Linked DNA regions of Mus musculus: region 2 is linked to region 1. Evidence: chromatin loops called from intact Hi-C (ENCODE). Cell type or tissue: left cerebral cortex. All regions are shown on one strand. Links, peaks and the distances in the headings refer to the core of each region. The heading gives the core; the rest is flanking DNA. Region 1 overlaps Col28a1 (collagen, type XXVIII, alpha 1). Region 2 overlaps Col28a1 (collagen, type XXVIII, alpha 1).

What was found. Hi-C counts contacts between places; a loop is a spot of excess contacts. Peaks named below come from ENCODE experiments on the same cell type or tissue, not always from the same donor. Only the 100,000 strongest peaks of a DNase experiment are listed, where the experiment ranks them.
Region 2: it touches region 1 in a loop (2.8-fold over the local background); 16 of 42 quality-filtered maps call a loop at or near these places.

Annotation. Positions count from the first base shown.
Region 1 is chr6:8,175,490-8,185,470 of GRCm38, forward strand. It overlaps Col28a1 (collagen, type XXVIII, alpha 1), which reads right to left. Exons shown (of 35, transcript NM_001037865.1): 2 at 743-903; 3 at 1-233. The coding sequence starts at 866. Among named protein-coding and RNA genes, the nearest start is that of Col28a1, 12 kb to the right of the region's middle. In left cerebral cortex, for the core only: a CTCF peak has its summit at 1,203 (motif pointing left); DNase peaks (open chromatin) are centred at 834, 1,132, 3,262 and 5,505; H3K4me3 peaks cover 384 bases.
Region 2 is chr6:8,064,571-8,074,551 of GRCm38, forward strand. All of the region lies in intron 25 of Col28a1 (collagen, type XXVIII, alpha 1), which reads right to left. Among named protein-coding and RNA genes, the nearest start is that of Gm35384, 70 kb to the left of the region's middle. In left cerebral cortex, for the core only: a CTCF peak has its summit at 1,804 (motif pointing right); DNase peaks (open chromatin) are centred at 1,811 and 4,629.

The DNA of each region.
Region 1 (9,981 bases), core at 590-8,589:
CTGCTTAAATGTCCGGAGATCCTTCCAAGAAGACAAGGGTGGATCAATCTGGACCGAGCTGCTAAACTGAAGGGCTGCCAGCTTGATGTCATATTTTAATGAACGGCCAGGAGTCAACTGGAAAATCTTCTCACTCAAGCTGTCCACAAAATCTTTCTGATTATCAAAGAGTACAATTTTGGAGCTTTCTGAGCTGTCCAAGATAAAGACAACATCTATGAAGCAAATGGCATCTGAAAGAGAACACAAAGGTTATACCACTTAAAGCATTAAAAAAAGAAAGTGCAGCATATTTTTAAAATTAAATACTAGGAAAAGGCGTCAAAAGGTAAATCAAAAAAATGTCTGTCTAACAGTTGGGTTACATCATATTAGTACCTTGAAACCAAATGAGAAAATGTGTCTGCATTCATCATAGGAATAGAACAGGAAAAGAAACTTTTCAAAGTTGAAAATGAATTCTAGATCGGTTTCTTAATAGCTGACTTGTCTCTGGCCTTAAATATGTCATTTAAGTGTTCTGATTTACAATTGAAGTTAAAATGAAACAAAGTGTTCTAAATCTCTAAAATCTAGATACTTAGGGCTTATTACTACAGTGGTATAAGTTTATCAAGCAGAATATTACATGTATACTACACATGATTTGCTATTTAAACCAAACACTATTTTAAAATCTTATGTTAGTGATTTCACAGGCTAAAACTAAAACTTTAAAAAAAAATGCTTTCTTTTTTTTTACCCTGGAAGTCATTTTTCCTTGCAAGTGTGTTTGGCTTTGGTCCTTTCTTTCTTTGTCCATACACTGCTTGAGTCATAAAAGCTGGCAAAAGCAGAAGACAGAAGGCAACGTCTCTTCTCCTCATTATGGTAGATGGTAAAAATTCATCTGCCTGGTAACACCTTGAAATGGAAAATTCAGTTATAAATACTTCCATAAAAGGTAATATTTACCTTTTCTCTTTTATTGAAAATAATTTTCCTCATTTCTTGATTACGGTTTCTCCTCCCTCTATTCCTCCCAGTCCTTCCCCATCTCCCTTCCCACCCAGATCCATCCCCTTCCTGTCTCTCATTAGAAAACAAGAAGGTGGGCTGAAGAGATGACTCAGAGCTTAAGGGCACTGACTGCTCTTCCAGAGGTCCTGAGTTAATTCTCATCAACCACATGGCATTTCACAACCATCTGTAGTGGGATCCAATGCCCTCTTCTGGTAGGTCTAAAGAGAGTGACAGTCTAAATAAATAAGTCTTTAAAAAAAGAAAGAAAAGAACAAGAAAACAAACAGGTTTCTAAGGAATTGTAATGTGATGAAAAAAGAACCCAAAAGAAGGCACAAAAAACCGAGACTCATTTGTACACTCTAGACTCCCATAAAAACACCAGCTGGAAGTCATAAAATATACACAAGTTACCTGTCAGGCGAGAGAGAGAGAGAGAGAGAGAGAGAGAGAGAGAGAGAGAGAATAAATTAATTAATTAACTAATTAAACATAAATAAATAGTCTCAAGCCTGTAGAGTCAAAGGCTGTGATTTGGGCCAACAACATGGTAAGTTAAGGAACTTGACACCAATCATGATGACCTGACTTTGATTCTCTAGGACCCACGTAGTATAAGAAGAGAACTTCAGAAAACTATCCTCTGATCTTTACACACACACACACACACACACACACACACACACACACACACACATACACACACACACACACACACACACACACACATACACACACACATACACACACACACACATATACACATACACACACACACATATACACACACACATATATACACACACACATATATACACACACACACATATATATACACACACACTGACTCACTCAAACACAAACACACATACACACACACACACACACACACACACATACACACATACACATATACACACCATGACTCACTCAAACACACAGAGTAAGGAGAGAGCTAATTTCAGAAAGCTATCCTCTGAACTTTACACACACACACACACACACACACACACTGACTCACTCAAACACAAACAAACACACATACACTCACACACACACATTCACATTTCAAGTAAAACACTCACACTGAGATTTTTAAAGTTTCTAAGCTAAGCAAGTCATGGTACCATGACCAGACATTTCTTGGTAAGCATTCACTTCTATCGAAGTCATTGTATTTAAGCAGCACTACTTTCTTCCTATATTACAGAGAGCTTGGAATAGGGAATGCCATTGATCAGTTTCTCAGTCCCACACTGTTCTGGGACTATGCTTCCATCCCAGTATCTGCTTTATCATTTCCAGATCGCTCAGAGTGAATTCAGGTGACTGCATGTTTGTTATATTCATTTTTACTATAACTGATGCTTAGCAAAGCCAACTCTTTGGGTCACACAGAACCACTACGTTTTCAGTCTTGCTGTGATGTGCACACAGCGTCAGTGAATCAAGTCAAGTTAGAATAAAATTCTTCCTCAGCTTTCCATAGCTCCTTTCTCTTTTCTTTTCTCTTTTCTCTTTTCTCCTTTCTCTTTTCTCTTCTCTTTTCTCTTTTCTCTTTTCTCTCTCCTCTTTTCTCTTTTCTCTTTTCTCTTTTCTCTTTTCTCCTTTCTCTTTTCTCTTCTCTTTTCTCTCTTCTCTTTTCTCTTTTCTCTTTTCTCTTGCTTTGGAAAGTTTATCTTCATCAGGTTCCACAGTGGAACTGCATATCTAATGAATAAAAATTAATTTGACTACAAAACCCACTAGGTTTGCTTAAAAGAGACTTCCAAGCAAAATGGGGAAAGATCTGAAGTCAGAGGCCTACCCCTTTAACCCAACTATTTTTTTCTATGTAAACAATGAAAACTCTAATTCTCTATTAAAATTCTCAGTCATCTGTATCAGTTCAATATGCCCAGCTGCACACACAGTGATGTTTAAATCCACAGAATTTCCTGACAAAAGGAGACTGATATGTTGCTAGCTCAGGATACCCAAGGGAACAGGAACAAAAGGTTTATTTAGAATTGACAATCGGCGTGGTTTCCGAGTGCTTGCCTCCTTCGGCTGCATTAACTCCACAAGGTCTGGAAAAGGAATCACATTTTCCTCCTTTTGGCACCTTGCCTTCAGAAAATGTGAACTGGAAATTCACGACCATGATTTTTCCAGACTCTTCAATCCAGGGTGGGAATAATACATGCAACGGCAGTGATGGGTGAGCTGGGAGACGGACTTCTTTCAGACAGGCAGATGGATTAAATCCCACAAAGAAGCAAAACTGTTTGGCTGGAGATAACGCTACTGCTGGCTTCAGGCCACTGTTTCTTCCTCAAATAGCAGGCAGCAGGAAGCTTATTAACAGAACTTCACTTCTGTGTGAAGCACCTGTGTTGGCGCATGTGCTGAGAGCAATTGTCTAAATGTCAACCAAGCTCTCGACCAGCTATACTAAGATCTGAAGGCAGTGGGTAGTCAAAGCAAAAACACAAACTAAACCCCACTAGAACTGGGCTAAGGAAATAGAACATAGAAATGGCACCCCTGTTTTAGCCAAGGTGAACATGAAAGAGCTGCTTCTTTGATTCTGAAGCTTAGTGAAAAGATAAAGTTGTGTAGACACACACAGCTGCTACTGCATTTTCAGAGGGAAAAACAAATCATTAATGTTATACAGGGGTTTTCTTTCTTGCACCCATACCAGGAGAAACATCTCAGGCATTCCGGACCATAGAACTTAATCCTCATGTGTCTAATAGCCACTGACACCACTCAAGCATGACAATAACCATAATATCTCTGTGTTATGGTTTCTTCTGAGGCTGTTGGTTAGGCACCTGACACAAACTTTTTTGCTTTCCTGTGGGGTCCGCAGGGAATCCTCTTGGCTTTATTTTTCTTTCTCTAGCTTTTCCATTCTCTTATCTCCCCGACCTCCCTGACTCTGTTAGACACTGTGAGAGGTCACCCACTTCTAACCACTTTCAGAGCATCCTATTGCCTGAGTTCTTAATAGTTCTTATCTTTTAGAAAGATGTACAAATGATTAAAAGAGATAGAGAGTACAGTTAGTTAAATGACAGAAATTAAAACCTCAATGTCAATATGGCTATGGCTAAATTTTATTTAAAATGCAGCTCTTTTGACAAATGCTGTATTTTGAAATTTTACCTAAAACTTATTTCAAGTCAATTAACAGGGTCAATACATTCAAGAGACTATATTGTATAATTTTTCAGAAATAAAACAAATTTTAGTAGATTTTAATAATTTTACCTCAGTATTTGCATTTTCCTGGTTTCTACATGAAGACAAAATGATTGGATAATTTTTATTCAAATTTCTAAATTAGTCAAATGCTAAAATATCCTAAAATGAATTCTGAATTGTAGAAATCCATTTCAAATTTTTAAAAAGTTCCCGCCAAAGATATTAACATTATTGTGCTACAGTTTAGTAGATTGTAAATTTAGAATAAAATTTGCAAAAGGAAAAATTAAGTATCTTTAATATTTAGTCTTAAGTTTACATACTTAGCCAGTATTCATGTTTGTCTAACAATTGGTTTTGAGTCACAGCAGAGGGCAAAGTTTTCAATAAGTTTTCTTCACATGACAAGATCATCAGCCGTTTATCCTTGCACAGTTCCTAGATGGAGTTTAAGGATTAAAACCAAGCAGCTCTGTCTTACCTTAGGAAGTCTGTCAGACAGGAAAGAGAACAGTGTAGCAGATGTCCACAGCAAGGACTATTGCTAAGTAGAGTTAGCTATTTGATATTGTTTGGTACTCTGGGAAATAATTGTCTTTGCTTTTGATTTTTTTTTCAATCTCTTATTCTTGTTTACTAGAGTGGTCAGGCATTTGGCCAAGGTGCAAGATCTGGGTGGGATCAGTAAGCAACTTAAAGGAACAGCGTCCCTTTAGACTAAGTCTGTGTTCTCCAGGCTACTGTTCCGAAAAAGAAAAAAAGAAATAAAGAAAAGAGAAAGTGAGCAAATTTTTTACATTGTAAGTGTCGATCGACCATCTGCCTGTGTTTCTTACACTATATCCTTGGTTTGATTCCTGTCTTTCTCTTTGCTAGGGTTTGTTCTCTGAGACACCCTTTAGAATAGCAAACACTCTGGAGTCATATAAATGACAGCAGACTCAGATTCAAAATCTTTTTAAGAAAATGAGCAGATTAATAATTTCTGAAGTTGAATAATGAGCATGTAGCTATTAGTCATTCAAGTCTTTCTACTTTCTGATTCTTGAAAAAAATTTTATACAAGAACGTTTAGGTAATATTTAGTTTTACTTGAATTCTGACTCTGCCCCTAACCTCTATGAGAGCCTTGCTCTCCCGTGTATCAATGAGGCAGGGCTGCATGTGTTATGATGTTTTCTAACTGTAACTGTAACTGGGTGAAAACCTAAATAAGTTCTCCAACTCTGCTGCTTTTAGCTGATTTTAAAAATCACTAACTTTGGAGATGACAGACTCTCCCACTGACTGAAAGTGCTAGAGGTGTCACCACTGACTGGAGCCATCTGGCAGGTTGCAACTGTTCTATGAAAAGTTGCACTTCACTATCTTTTCGAGTGACAGTTGTCTTTCCCCCTCCCCAGGGGACCATTTTTTCCTGTTCTCAGATTAAAGATACCTTTTAGAATCTGAGGGTGCACAACTTTGATCCCAGCACTTTCGAGGCAGAGGCAGATGGATCTCTGAGGTTGAAGCCAGCCTTGAATGAAAAGGTGTATACCACCATGCCCAGCCAGCACAAGACTTTCTAATAATTACCTTATTCTTACATTTAAAGAAGCCAGGCACACCAGAAGAAGGCTTCAGATCCCATTACAGATGGTTGTGAGCCACCATGTGGTTGCTGGGAATTGAACTCAGGACCTCTGGAAGAGCAGTCAGTGCTCTTAACCAACAAGCCAGAACAACAATATCAACCAAGTAGACACCCCCCCCCCAGAGCTCCCAGAGACTAAACCAACAATGAAAGAGTACACAAGAAGGACCCATGGCTCCAGCTGCATGTGTAGCAGAGAATGACCTTGTCTGGCATTGATCAGAAGAGAAGCCCTGGGTCTTGTGAAGGCTTGATGTCCCAGGGTAGGGGAATGATAGAGCTGTGGGAGGGAGTGGGTGGATGGGGGAGCACCCTAGTGGAAGCAGGGAGAGGGGTGGTAGAGTGGTGGGTTTTCAGAATTGAAACCGGGAAAAGGGATAACATTTGAAACATAAATAAACAAAATAACAAGAAAGAAAAGAAAGAAAGAAAGAAAGAAAGAAAGAAAGAAAGAAAGAAAGAAAGAAAGAAAGAAAGGAAGGAAGGAAGGAAGGAAGGAAGGAAGGAAGGAAGGAAGGAAGTCAGGACATCTAGTGACCTTGCCAGGATATAGCAGTTTGTACTTTAGGAAAAGCAGCCCACTTAAGTTTGTAACTGTCTTGGTATCTACCTATCTGACAAACCTCCCTAAAATTCCTACCTGAGCCTTTCACCTTCAGGTACTAAGCAAAATGGATTTTTGCTAGTGAGAGCCCCTATCTTTGGAATGCTGGATTTCCTAATAGAACTTTTTCCTTGCCTAAACACTTGCCTTCAAGTCAATGGCCTTTTTAAGTGACTGGAAAAGAACTTGGATTTGTCATTATTTATAGTTTTATTTGCTTTATTTACAGTGGTTGATATTTTGAGATGTCTATCCCAGAAGGGGGTCTTCGCAGCTGGCCCTTTGTCTTTTATTCTTATTTTCTAACTTATGCATTCAGTCTATGGTGAAAGGACCTTACTGCTCTACAAATGACTAGGCTTCCTCTGAGATCCATAACAGCGTGATTATTGAAGAAGGAGATATATGTGTTGTTAAAATTATTTAAAATAGTTTTCTTACTAATTTCATTAATTATTCTATGTGGGTCTACATGTGATGGGGTTTGTGCATGCCACGGTATATATTAAGAAGTCAGAAAATAACTTCATAGGATTGGTTCTCTCCTTCTATCTTTTCACAGCTACTAGGGATAAAACCCAGGCTGTCGAGCTTAGGCCACTTTGTGAGATTTTACCTCTGAGCCATATTTTAGATCCTATGGTTACCATTTTTTAGGATGGCTGACATTTTAACAATATTGATGCAATAACAATATAACAATAAGAACCTCTCGAGATCAGCAAGCATGTGTCAGTCAAAGTACTGAGTGTTTCACATACATGTCACCATCTGCACTCCACAGGCATGAACGTCATGGAAGTGGAGAGTGATTGAGTATCTTTTATCCTCCTGATGTGCCTGTCTCCGAGGCTCACTGCTTCTATCTGCTAGCTTAGGTCTAGTCCTGGAGGCTTCTGGCCTGTGTGCCATCTTATCTAGGCCTAGAATGTTTTCATTCTCTGGGACTGACTGTTGAATGAGCTCACCCTTTCTTGATCTTTCTGAACTCTGGCTGGCTGGTTCATCTCAGCTCATCTGACTCAGAACTCTTCTCTAAGCTGACTGATTCAATCTGGCTTCTTTCGGTTTCTTCTGAGTTGTCCTGCTTGGCCTCATACTAACTCTGGCAATCTGTTCTAATCTTCTGTCTCCTCATTCTCTGGCTTGCTCTGTCTTCACCTGTGTCTAGCTTGTTTTCTCTCTGTCTTTGAACAACTGTCCTTGTAAAACTTCCCCCTCTGGTTTCTACAATGCTCTCTCTTAAGTAGCTTCCCTTTTCTCTTGTTTCTTCTGAGAGTTGGTCATATCCTATCCTGTCAAGTCTTTCTCTGATTTGTTACTCTGTCTGCCACTTAGACTTCACTTTTCAACATGGGTTCTTCCTTCTACTAACTAACTTTACCTTTATTGTTTGGGATTAAAGATGTGTACTAAGGGTGTTTCTGTATTTCAGCCACAGGAATTAAAGATGTGGGCTAAGGCTGTGCTACACAAGCAGAAACAGGTTTTTCAGTAAAGCACACAATCTCAGGGCTCACAATGGGATCAAATATCCTGCAACAGTAAAGTAGTGTTGAGCAGAGATTCTCAAGAGCCTTTATGGGTAGAGGTAAGAAAGTTCACATATTTATAAATGACAGCAAGAGTAATTTTTGTGGTGACAGAATGACTGCATCATGACTATCAATGCCATTGCCATTCAGGATGCTGCCAACTGGGGGATGTTGAGTTAAGAACAGACTGCATGGCGATACAGTATTGTTGTTGTTCTTGTTGTTAATTTAGAATTGCATGTGACACTACAATTATTTCTTGGTTAAAAAATAATTTAAGATGAACAGGAAAGAAGGCTTTCAAAAGTAAAAGTAAAAGGACATTTGAAGAGGTGGCTGAGTGAGTACAGAGTGTGTGAATCTGAATTGCATCCCCAGAGTCTCTACAAAGGACATGTCTACACTATCAGTGCAGGACTGGTAGATACAGGAGGATTCCTAGGACACAATAGCCGGGTAATCTAGCCAAACGGTGAGCTTCAGGTTTAGAGAGAGTCCTTACTTCAAAAACTAAAAAAGAATGCAGTTGAGAAAGGCATACAACAGCGAGACTTGGCCTCCACATGCATGGCTACATGCACACACATGTGAATGTGTACGTACATGCACATGCAAGAAAAATAAAATAAAATAAAATAAAATTCCAGGTTTTGCAGACACTGAGACCATAAAAAGTGTCATTTGGTAGCATTTCTACTGTCATCCTAAACTTAGAGAATGTTAGAACAGTGGGCGGGGAGAAGACTCAATAGATGAAAGTATTTGTTGCACAAGCAGAAAGACCTTCTTGCAAATTCCCAGCACCCATGTATCAAAGTCAACCATGTAATCCCAACACATTGAGGAGCAGAGACAGAGGGTCACTGGGTCTTATTGGCTTTCAAGCCAGCTCCAGGTTCAATGAGAAACCCTGACTCAGAAGAGTGACAGAGCAAGACATCTAACATCCTATTCTGGACTTCACACTCATGTGATGGCTCATTCACCACTCATACACTGTTCCCCTCTGTCATACACATATACACAATACAAACATACATACATATACAAGCAATACTACACATATCATACACACATATATGTGCATACACCATAGACACATACACACATTCATATACCATGTATATATACATATATATATATATATATATATATATATCACATAATTAAAGATCCTCTGAGCCTTACTTCTAACAACTATCTTATCAAATGAAAGTTCCACGTGAATGTGAATGATTTCTTCATCACCCCCTCACAAAGTAGCTTTTCAAGAAATTCCCTGAGGTTTTCAAGTAACAGTGAAATCTATAGTCAAAACCAGATATTTGCTTTCTTTTCTTGGGAGGTTAGCCACATTTTTCACACTCACATGGCATACATGAGATAAGGCATGGGACGTTACAATTCACAGGAAATTACAATGCTGTTGCCTTACAGACTCCAGAAAATTCATAAAACCATTTTTAAAAGCTGGTCACAAATCAGCTGAAAGTTGTATCCAAAGAATATGCCTGGGTCAAGAATAAGGCATGGCATGGTGTTGTCCAAGTTCCTCTCAGTTTGATCCACCCACCACGCTGCTGATCCAGTGTCAAATAAACCAGAGGCTGTGACTGAAAAGGGAAAAGGCAGTGATCTCCCTAAACATTTTAGAAAAACTATTAGAAGTTCCATGTTAATTTTTTTCCCAGTAGAAAACTTGGTGCGGCCAAACTTCTAAGAACTGCTCTAAAGGTCTGAAGCTTCCAGAACTCACTATGCTTCTTGGACCCAAGAATATGGCTTGGGCGTTGTCTTGTGCCCTTCTGCAGTAAACGGAGGAACATCAAGAAAGGATTGGTCCTATTCATCAGCAAAGAGAAAAATTTAAATCCTTCAACTTGGGAAATGGGGCATTGCCTAAGTCTGAAACAGTGAACAGCTTCGTCACTAAATTCTGAATGACTTAACCTTTTTCCTTGCCTGTCCTTGTAATGTTTCGCCAGCAAAACACACTCGGACAACCAGGTCCT
Region 2 (9,981 bases), core at 962-8,961, 110 kb before region 1:
ACACTAATTGCCCCTCGAACACCTCCCTCCTACTGACTGTCAGCACCGAGCGACTTCAAGCTCCTCCCAGTGTTAAGGATCTATCTCACATAAAGAACTTCAAGCTGAGAACAAGAATACCCTGTGCCAGACACATTTCTATGATCTCTCCTTTCTTGAGAACCTCTGTACCCATAAACAAAGTGTCTGTACTGTGTGAGGGCCTCCTGCTACACATGACTGATCTACCTCTCTTCCACTTCTTAAGAGAGACAGGGCTAGTATCTGTCAGGGTTAATGCCGTTCAGCAAAAGAGAGCACCAGTGAACATAGCTAAATAGGTTTTATCCAGCATAACTAAATATATTGTCAATCAGATAGGCTAGCTGCCTTTCCTGGGCTGCTGATCACATCTCTCCTCCCAGGATTTAGTAGATGATTACACATGATGTTCCCATACTCCTCCTCTGTGAAACACACCACCTGACCTGTGAGTAATGTAACTTAGAAAAACTGGACCTAGCTCTGAATGGGTAGCTAGATCTGTCAGTTTATAAAACAGAAAGAGAAACACAGTGAAGCCCCTCCACGAGGATAGGGGATAGCATCAGCAAAAGCCTCAAGTACAAACAGTATACTCATGAAGAATACAAGAGTGCAATGAAGGGGAACTTAATTGATTTCAAGAGACGAGAGAGATACCTCAATCTAATGCAATGTGTGGGCATCACTCAGACCTAACTTATTTGAGCAAAACAACTATTAAAAATTCATGAGGCAAACTGGAAGATTTCAACACTAGATATTTGCCATCGTAAGAAATTGCTGAGATGTTTAGGTTTTATAGTGGTTCTGCAGTTATGTTCTGAAAAGAAATTCTTTCATTTGAGAGATAAATATCAAATCTTTATGTGGATGGTGTCTGGGGATTGTTTCAGAAAAAGTCAGTGGAGAGTGAAGGAGGGAATACAGATGAAACAAGATGGACTGCACACTGATAATCGATGAAGTGTAATGAGAATGTGAAAGCCTGGGGCAGGAGGATTTCTTATATGCTTAATAATGTTCACAACAAATGATCTCAATAACATTTTCTTAAATTCATGAACAACAGCCAATAAAAATCTCACCAGTGACCATGAGTCAGTATTGCCGCAGTGTTGTAGGGAAAAAAAAATAATTCAAGTGATAATTTCAAATGCCTAAAGGAGAGGGGTACATGGGTAGATAACAAGTGTTACAGGTAGAATTTGCAAATGTTTCATACATTCTTGGTATGTACTAAATATCATAATGTTTAAAAAAGGGATATAAACAAAGGCATGGGCTTTTAAAAATCTCACTCTTTGAAGAAAGAAAAATCAACATGCCACTATTTGACTCATGGTATTTTCCCTGTGTTGGGTTAAAAGTGTCTTCTCAACTAGTGTTGATCATATTTACAACATGTATCCATGTTTTCTATCAACAATACTTCCTATCCACAACAATATCAAGGATTTGATAAACTACAAATATAGAGAGATGGCATCTCACCCCACGGATGAAGAATATATATTATACATGTGTCATGTCTCTTGTCCCTTGAACCATGAGTCCCTGTTAAACCATGATAGCTGGGGCATGGAAGAAAGAGGAGTGTGTAGGACTCTCATGTCACCACTAAACAGCATGGCTTCTGCCACACCAGAGAAATGGCACCTAAGAACAAGTGTGTTTGCCTGTGACATTTTTTTAGTATGTAGGCTTATTGTCAGTAGGTAGAGTAGCATTCTCTAATAATGGATTTAGGTAGCCATGTTACACTGGATGGTGTTAGAGCCTGCAGAGGGAGCCCTTGTACTAGGAGACAATGGGCAGAACAGTAAAGTCTGGAGTTTCTTATGGTAACCACTCCACCAACTTGCTAACCCCCCAGCCCAAACAAGCTCTGCAGTTATCTGCCTCCTCTCGCTCAAGACAAGCACTGTTTGGATGGCCTTCCCGTCTCATTGCCCACAAAGGGGACTCTAGATGGGAGACATCGCTATCATTTTCTCTGGATGGCCAAATTTAAGTCTGACTACAGAACTTGCTCCTGTGGATGGATGATCCAGTGAAGGTTTTAGCTACCATAACCTTGCAGAGTGGTTTCCTTTTGACTCCTCTAAAAACAAGCAAGTTCCTATGATGGTGATGGGCGTCACTAAAACTTTCGTTTTTCCACAAGAAAGGAAAAATGAACCACCAGCTGCTCCTACATGTGCCTTTTCCTTACATCAGCAAGTCTTTGCTGGAATTGATAATAAAATTATTACGATAAATAATAATGAACATTTATGGAGTTTATTATTCAGCAAGTAATTTCACTCATAATTTTAATAACCCCAGCTTACTACATTTGATAGATAAGGAAACTGAGGCTTCAGAGGACAGAGGACATGCCCAAACCTACATAGCTTGGTGAAATTCAAAGCCAGTATGACTCTCAGTGCCCATTTCTCATTTTACATCTGATAAAACCAGATCTAATAGGGTCACTGTCTCCAGAGACTTTTTCTCAGCTGCTATTCAATGCAGAGACCATAGATGTACGACTGTAAAGTCTTTTTCCTATAGCAGGTCAGCCATATTTTCAAGGAGAAAACAACAGCAAAATATCCTGAGTTATAAATTCTCCCCGGGTTATAAAAGGCCATAGCACCTGCATAAGTGTGTGGCTATCTAGGGCCCCCCTTGCTACCCCCATCTCTTCGCTGCTGTTCCTCATTCTGTGGTTTACCCCAAACCCAAACTTTGCAGTAATCTAATCGTGGATCACCTATCTAGACCAGTCCTTTGTTTCCCTTTCCACCCACCCTACAGTGTACTCCATTTGGTAGTGATGCACACTATGATGGCTGATGATTAGACTCTCTTCCCATTAAAATTCATGAAAACACCTTAGGGACATCACTCCATCCATCTTTCAGAAGAACCCTGTGAAGTACAATCACAGATGAGGAGGCTAAGTCAAGGGGGACTCAATGACTTCATAAGGTCGTGGAGCTGACAAATGGCACTGAGGCAGCAATGATGAAGAAATAGCCTGTTGCTGTGCCTCCTATATTGGGTAAGACTAAGATAAAATATTTTAGAAAATAATTGACCCATTAGAAAATAATTGACCCATTAGAGTGACTTACACACACACACACACACACACACACACACACACACACACACACTAACAAGGCTTTCCTGAACTTCTCTGCCTTTGTTTTTGCCCATGAAACCCTTGCCATTATTTGAGAGGAGTATGAAAGCAATTTAGAGTTGTTCATGCAGTGGTCTCACTCTTTTCTGGTTTATCAAAAACTAAGTTGAATCCACTGCGGAGCATCAGTCTTCAGAATTATTCGGGAAGTGACACTCTGAAGAGTTCACTAAATGATGAAACCATTTTCATGAATGAATGAATGGGGGGGGCATGAATTTCAATAAGGAAAGAGAAGTCAAGGCAGTGATTAGCACTTGGTTAATGTCTCTCTTTTTCTGAATTCAAAATGAAATTAAACTGTAACTGTGATGGTCTCAAAAACATGAACACCGTTACTTAGGCCAGAAAATGCCATGGTTTAGTAACTCTTGGATACCATACTCACAGTGATGCCAGTGGAAATTTTAGAGGTTTTATACAGACCCCTAGATAATGGTCTTGTAAACGACTGACCAACTAATGCTTGTCACAACCCTCTGTCACGTCTCGCTGATGGCCATTATACCACCAGAGAAACAGTGACAATTACAAGCATAAGTACTATGTGAATACAAAACCATTGAGAAGGCTCTAGAAAGGATAGCGTTCAAGTTGCTCTCACATTTCCTTCCTTCCTAGCTCTAAATTTTACCTCCTCTACCATTTACATTCACCCTCAAACACATGTCTCTCTTAGTTCCTGATAACTTTAAAGCTTGCTGTAGAACTTTGAGGCTTGTTGGTAATCTCAAAATCTGGAGCTTTTCATAGGGAGGAAGTTCCTCTAGTCTGCATCACAAAAACCACAAAACGTTATTGATGCTGATGCCAGTCATGAATGTTCAGGGTTTCGTGTTTATCTTCAGGGCTGCAGAGAAGTATGTGTGCACTCCAGTGAAGTGGAATGCAGCCACAGAAAACAGCAAACAGAAAAGAAAGCAGTATTTAAAGTAGTGGGCAGGCTGGAGTGAGCTCAGCTTTCACAGAGAACTACCTTGAAAAGTTACCTCATCAAATGTCCTAGGTCCTGAAGTTAACCTCTTTAGAAGCCTACAGGTCAAGCTCCCTAACCTTCAAACCTCACATGTTTCTGGCTTTAACTCTTCATATTTTGAGCTCATGTTCCATTCTTTAGCAATTTTTAACATGTTTTTTAAAATTCTTTGAGAATTTCATGACAATATATTTTGATTATAAGTATCCCTGAACCCCTTACAGATTCACACTCACTTCCTGCATCCTCCAAATTTGGAATACACCATGAAGAGGTGGTTTCTAGACTACTTTGAAATCATGAATTCTTAATATCGTTATCCCTAAGCCTGCATCCTTGACTAGCCCTTCTTGTCTGGCCTGCTCAAAATGGAGTTCCTTGTCCAGACTGCATCTGCCGATGGAAGCCCCAGATTCCATGCAGCTCTGTGTGAATTGGTCCTCTATTCTGCCAAGACTCGGTGGCAGCGCGCACATATGTGAGCCATTGCTGAGAACAGAGAAGCAATTCAGATGCTGGGAAACATTTTTAGAATTATGATACTCAGTGGAATTTCACATAGACTTGCATTTTAATTTATTACTATGAGCCACTTTTGTCAAATAAAGGATGCATTTACAATACTCAATATTTAATTTTGGGGGGATGTTTAACTCTTTTTGGTTTGTGTTTGTGCTTTTCTTTGCAGTTTCTATAATCTAGGTTTTGGTGATGACAAAGCTAGAAGAAAAAGAAAAGCAATCTAACTATATGCAAAACTATATTGGAGACTGGAAAATCGTCCTGTCTTCATTCAGTCAGTAACTCATTACATTCCTAGATTCACTCTCATGCATACACGCTGCGGAAGTATTTACACTGTAAAGAGCAATGTTGCTCAACCTCTGATCATGAATTTCCTCCTCTGTAAAATGGGGGAAATGTTCAAAATGCAGTGTTTTAGAATTATTTAGGAAATAAGTGCTAATGATAACATTATCATAATTCAAAGCAAAAAAAAAAACAATAGTCCTTCAGGTCACATATTTTATTTCAACTATTTGATAGCTAAGTGGCCATTTGCATGTCCCCAAATCCAAGTTAGCTTGAAGGATACGTGTACATAAAACCATTCCACAGGCTCTGGTACAATCTTGGCTTTTCCAAGCAATAACAGAGCAAAGAGGACCAGGCTAGATGAATCTGCCCTTGAAGAACTCAGAGAGCCATCCTGGTATTCTATTTCAATAACTCCTAAAACAACAACTTCAAGCTTGTGGCTTATCTGAGGTTCTCCTCCCAGCTTCTGGCCATTTGGGGGGCTTTTTGGTAAAGACTTAAGAGCAATGACTTAGCTGCAGCCCCTAAAAGGAAGTTGAAAGTATGCAAAAAATGTCTTGAAATCACAAGGATTCTCTTTATTCTCCAATGGAGGAACGCAAACAGAGATGGGTAAGGTCTCTGAGGATGGTTCCTATCAGTGGTCCAGTGGTTTATGGGTGTAGAACTCGGGACACAGTGTGAGCTTTTTCCACTCAACAAGAGACTGACTGCTTTGGTCCTTGGCCAGTGTGTTTCCCAGGTCCTACATCTACTGTGGTCCTTGAAATTTCTTGAAATTGTTTTAGGAGAATTTTGAAAGAGCTCAGAAACTCTTGCCAAAATGTGATGGTCTATACATTTTCTACTAGGAAAAAAAAATCAGAGTACCACAAGGTGCTAGGTGCCAGGCACTGCTTTTTATATGTTTGAAAACATAGAAGCTTTGATTCCAATGTTGGTGTCATATGCTAAACATATGTGACCTTAACTAAATATCACATAAGCCATCATAAATTAATCATCAACCTTAATAGTTTCCTCATTTCAAAACACATTTGTTTTGCAAGTTGATGCCTTGAGGCCAAGGTTTTAGGGTGACTACACAGAGTTTAAATTAAAAACACATCAAGCTAAAATGTGGACACACACACCTCTAAATACTTGCAGTTTCTGACATTTAACTCCAAGTAACAGGAATATTTGTTATATTATATATATATATATATATATATATATATATATATATATAATATATGGGTGCCAAGCTTTTGTTGCCTGTCACTGACATATTTGTGCTAATCTGATCTTTACTTTACCAGAAGGACAACATTAACTCAATAGACTTTTAAAAGTATCTCCTTTGCTTTCCTCGTTTACGTCTGTGTATGTTTGTGCATGCGCGCGTCAGTAGTCTCCTTCAGAAGGGAAGGCCAGATGGAGACTCAGAGCCTCTATGCAAAAGGAGAGGTGATTTTTAAAATTATTTATGAGCTAGTGTTTGCTTCCAAAATCTCCTTTATTTTAAAATCTATAATTGAAAATTTTCTTTGACTTTAAGCCTAGCTCATGTTCCTAGTGTCTTTTTCTGAGTGAGAGTTCTGTGGCTAACACATTCTACACAGGAAGAGACAAGAGTCGAGGAAGAGAGGAAAGGCAGTGCAGAAGGGAACAGATGAGCAAAGCCAGGTAGAGTCTGGTTCTCTTCCTCCCTTACCCCTACTTCTGCAAGCAGTTCAAAGTGGAAGTTCAAAATGAGTTTTGGAAAAGGCACAGTGTGACTTTTGAAAATACATCTGCTACTTTTAAAAAATCAAAAAGGTAGGATAAAAATTTGCAAGTAAGAGCACTGTCTTCTTGATATTTTTGCCAAAAAATAATGAAAAATATGAAATTAAGTACAAGAGATTTTTTTCAGGAATATGATATATAAAATCAATCAGAAAATACCTTAGTCTGCATATTAAATAATCTGACAAAGAAGAATGTTAAGGACTAAATTTTAAATGTTGGTTATCTTTGTTGTTATTGATACTACATATGAAGATGTAACATGATAACTTAATGTAATAATACTTGTATAAATATTCATAACTAGCTACTCTCTGAAAATATAGATGGCCATATGCTTGCTTTGCTATATAAACACAGCCAAGTATATATTTAACATATTTTATTTCATATCTTATTTTAAACAGAAATAAGCTTCTGTTCCCTGTAGGGAAATATTTAGTATAATAACAAAAGGGTTTACCAATGTTTCATTTGGAGCAGGAGGTAATGATATTTATATACTGAACCTTTCGACTTTATTAAACTTTACTGTTTTGATAGATGTTATGTGTTAAAGAAGAAACGACTTCATATCAGAACACAGATTGGCTTGTTGACAACATCAAGGCTTATTCAAGGATCAGAGTTACACCCCAGTCAGAATGGCTAAGATCAAAAATACAGGTGACAGCAGATGTTGGCAAGGATGTGGAAAAAGAGGAACACTCCTCCATTGCTGGTGGGACTGAAAGCTGGTAAAACCACTTTGGAAATCAGTCTGGTGGTTCCTGAGAAAGTTGCACATAGTTCTACCTTAAGACCCAGCTATACCATTCTTGGACATGTACCCAAAAGATGCTCTATCATATAACAGGGACAAATGCTCCACTATGTTCATAGCAGCCTTATTTATAATAGCCAGAAGCTGGAAAGAACCCAGAAGTCCCTCAACAGAGGAATGGATACAGAAAATGTGGTACATTTACACAGTGGAGTACTACACAGTGATTAAAACCAATGACTTCATGAAATTTGCAGGCAAATGGATGGAACTAGAAAATACCATCATGAGTGAGGTAACCCAGACATAAAAGAGCACACATGGAATGTATTCACTAATAAGTGGATAGATACTAACCCAAAGCTCACAGGGCCTATGATACAACCTACAGACCATATGGAGCTTGGGGTGAAGGAAAACCGAGGGTGGATGCTTCAGTCCTGTATTTAGTGGGGAACAGGTCAAGGCGGGAGGTAGAAGGAGAGGGTGACAAGGGAGGGAGAAAGGAGGAGGAGGAAATAAGGGTGGCAGTATCAGGAACCAGAGGAGATGTGAGAGAGGTACAGAGGGTCAGAAAATTGAATAAAAATAGGTGGTGGGGGGGGATGAGGAATTGGGGATAGCCACTAGATGGTCTCAGACACCAGAGAAACTGAGGTTCCCATAATGTGCAGAGAAGGGGGAGCTAGAACCTGTGGAGACCACCTTCAGTAGATAGGCACAGCCCCTGGTCAAGGGATGGGGCTACCCACCCATTTCAAAGTTTTCTTTAACCCAGAAATGTTCCTGTCCAAAGGAAAAACAGAGAGAAAAAAAATGGGAGAGAGATTGAAGGAAGGGCCAACGGAGGAACAGCCCCACCTTGGGATAAATCGTGCCTGCAGACACCAAACCCAAACTGTTGCCGTGGTCAAGAGGAACCAAGTGTGGCAGTTCCTGGGGAGGTCCAGCCAGCAAGTGATGAAAGCAGAGGCAGATGCTTGGAGCCAATCATCAGACTGACCTCAGAGAACCTGGTGGGGGTGCTGGCAGAAGGACTGGAGGAGCGGAGGGGAATTGCAACCCCATTAGAAGAACAACATAGGCTGGCCTGACTACCAAGTTCCCCCAAAGTCTAGACCACCAACCAAGGAGTGTACCAGGAGGGATCCATGGCTCCAGATACATAGGCATCAGAGGATGGCCTTGCCTGACAGCAACAGGAGGGAGACCCTTGGTCCTGGGGAGTAGGGGGGCCCCAGAGTAGGGGGATGCTGGAGCAGTAGGGAAGGAGAGTGTGGGTGGGTGGGAGGGTAGGTGTGGGATAGGGGTTGGTGGAGGGGTAACTGGGAAGTGGGATATCGTTTGAGATGCAAACAAATGGAATGATTAATGATAATAAGAAAAAGATCAGAGTTAGTCCTGAGTTAACCCCACCTGGCCTTTGACGAGAGCATCTCGAGGTCTATATGCACGATTTACCTTGCACTTCCAGCTACACCTCTCACTGAGATTCTTACAATTACCCCAAAAATTATTGCTGGGGCAGAGATAGAAAGCTCTCTTACATATGATGGTGTTTTGCCATGGGTCTTTAGTCTTTCAGTCTCCTTGAGTCAGGCTGTAGAAAAGAGCACTTACTGTGCCATAGAGAGGCAGTGCATTGTGGGACCATAAAAGGTAGCCTGGTTCCCGGTTGAGCGAAGGCTTGAAATCCCAGAAACCCTGAAGGAACAGTAGGCACTTTGCCTGATTCCCAGACACCAGGCCCCTGTTACTAGCTGCACCCCGCCCCCCATAGGTTTGTGGCCTTCAGTCATGTAAGGGCAATGCCCCAAGCCCCTCCACATGTAGAGGACATGTGGTCACATAGGCTCAAGACAGATCTTCATTTTAATGAGGCACCTAAAGGCCTGAAGGGCTTAGCCAATAAGCTTTCCTTCCCAAACACCCCTTCCTGGAAAAGGTATTTAACCTCAGGACCACCCTGAAAAGTGGGGGTGGCTTTGCTATCAACTTTCTGCCACGACAATAAATGCCTTAAAGCCATAGACTGCCTCGTTTCATCGAGATTCGATATGGGGAGCCAAGGAGAAGGCCTTTGCCTTTAGAGCCACCTATAGAAGGCCTCTCTGTGCTCCCGGCCACAGCTGCCACCAAGCTCAAGCCTGCAGCCTGCACCTGTCAAGCCAAGGACTCCCCCGTCCCCCTGGGACCAGCTGGAGCTTCTCCCCTCCCCACCCCAATCGCTCCCAGCCCCGGGCTAGATCCAGCCCGCATGACCCCAAGCCATTCTCAGCTCTTCTGGGGCATCCAGAGGTGCATGGGTGTCTGAGAGCCTGAGAAACAAATGGCCCACGACCTTGTTATACACCCAGGGATCCCCAAGCCAACTCCAGCTGTCCTGCGCTTCTCTCACCAGCTTCCCGGTAAACACAGTCAACTCCAGCTCCCTGAGTG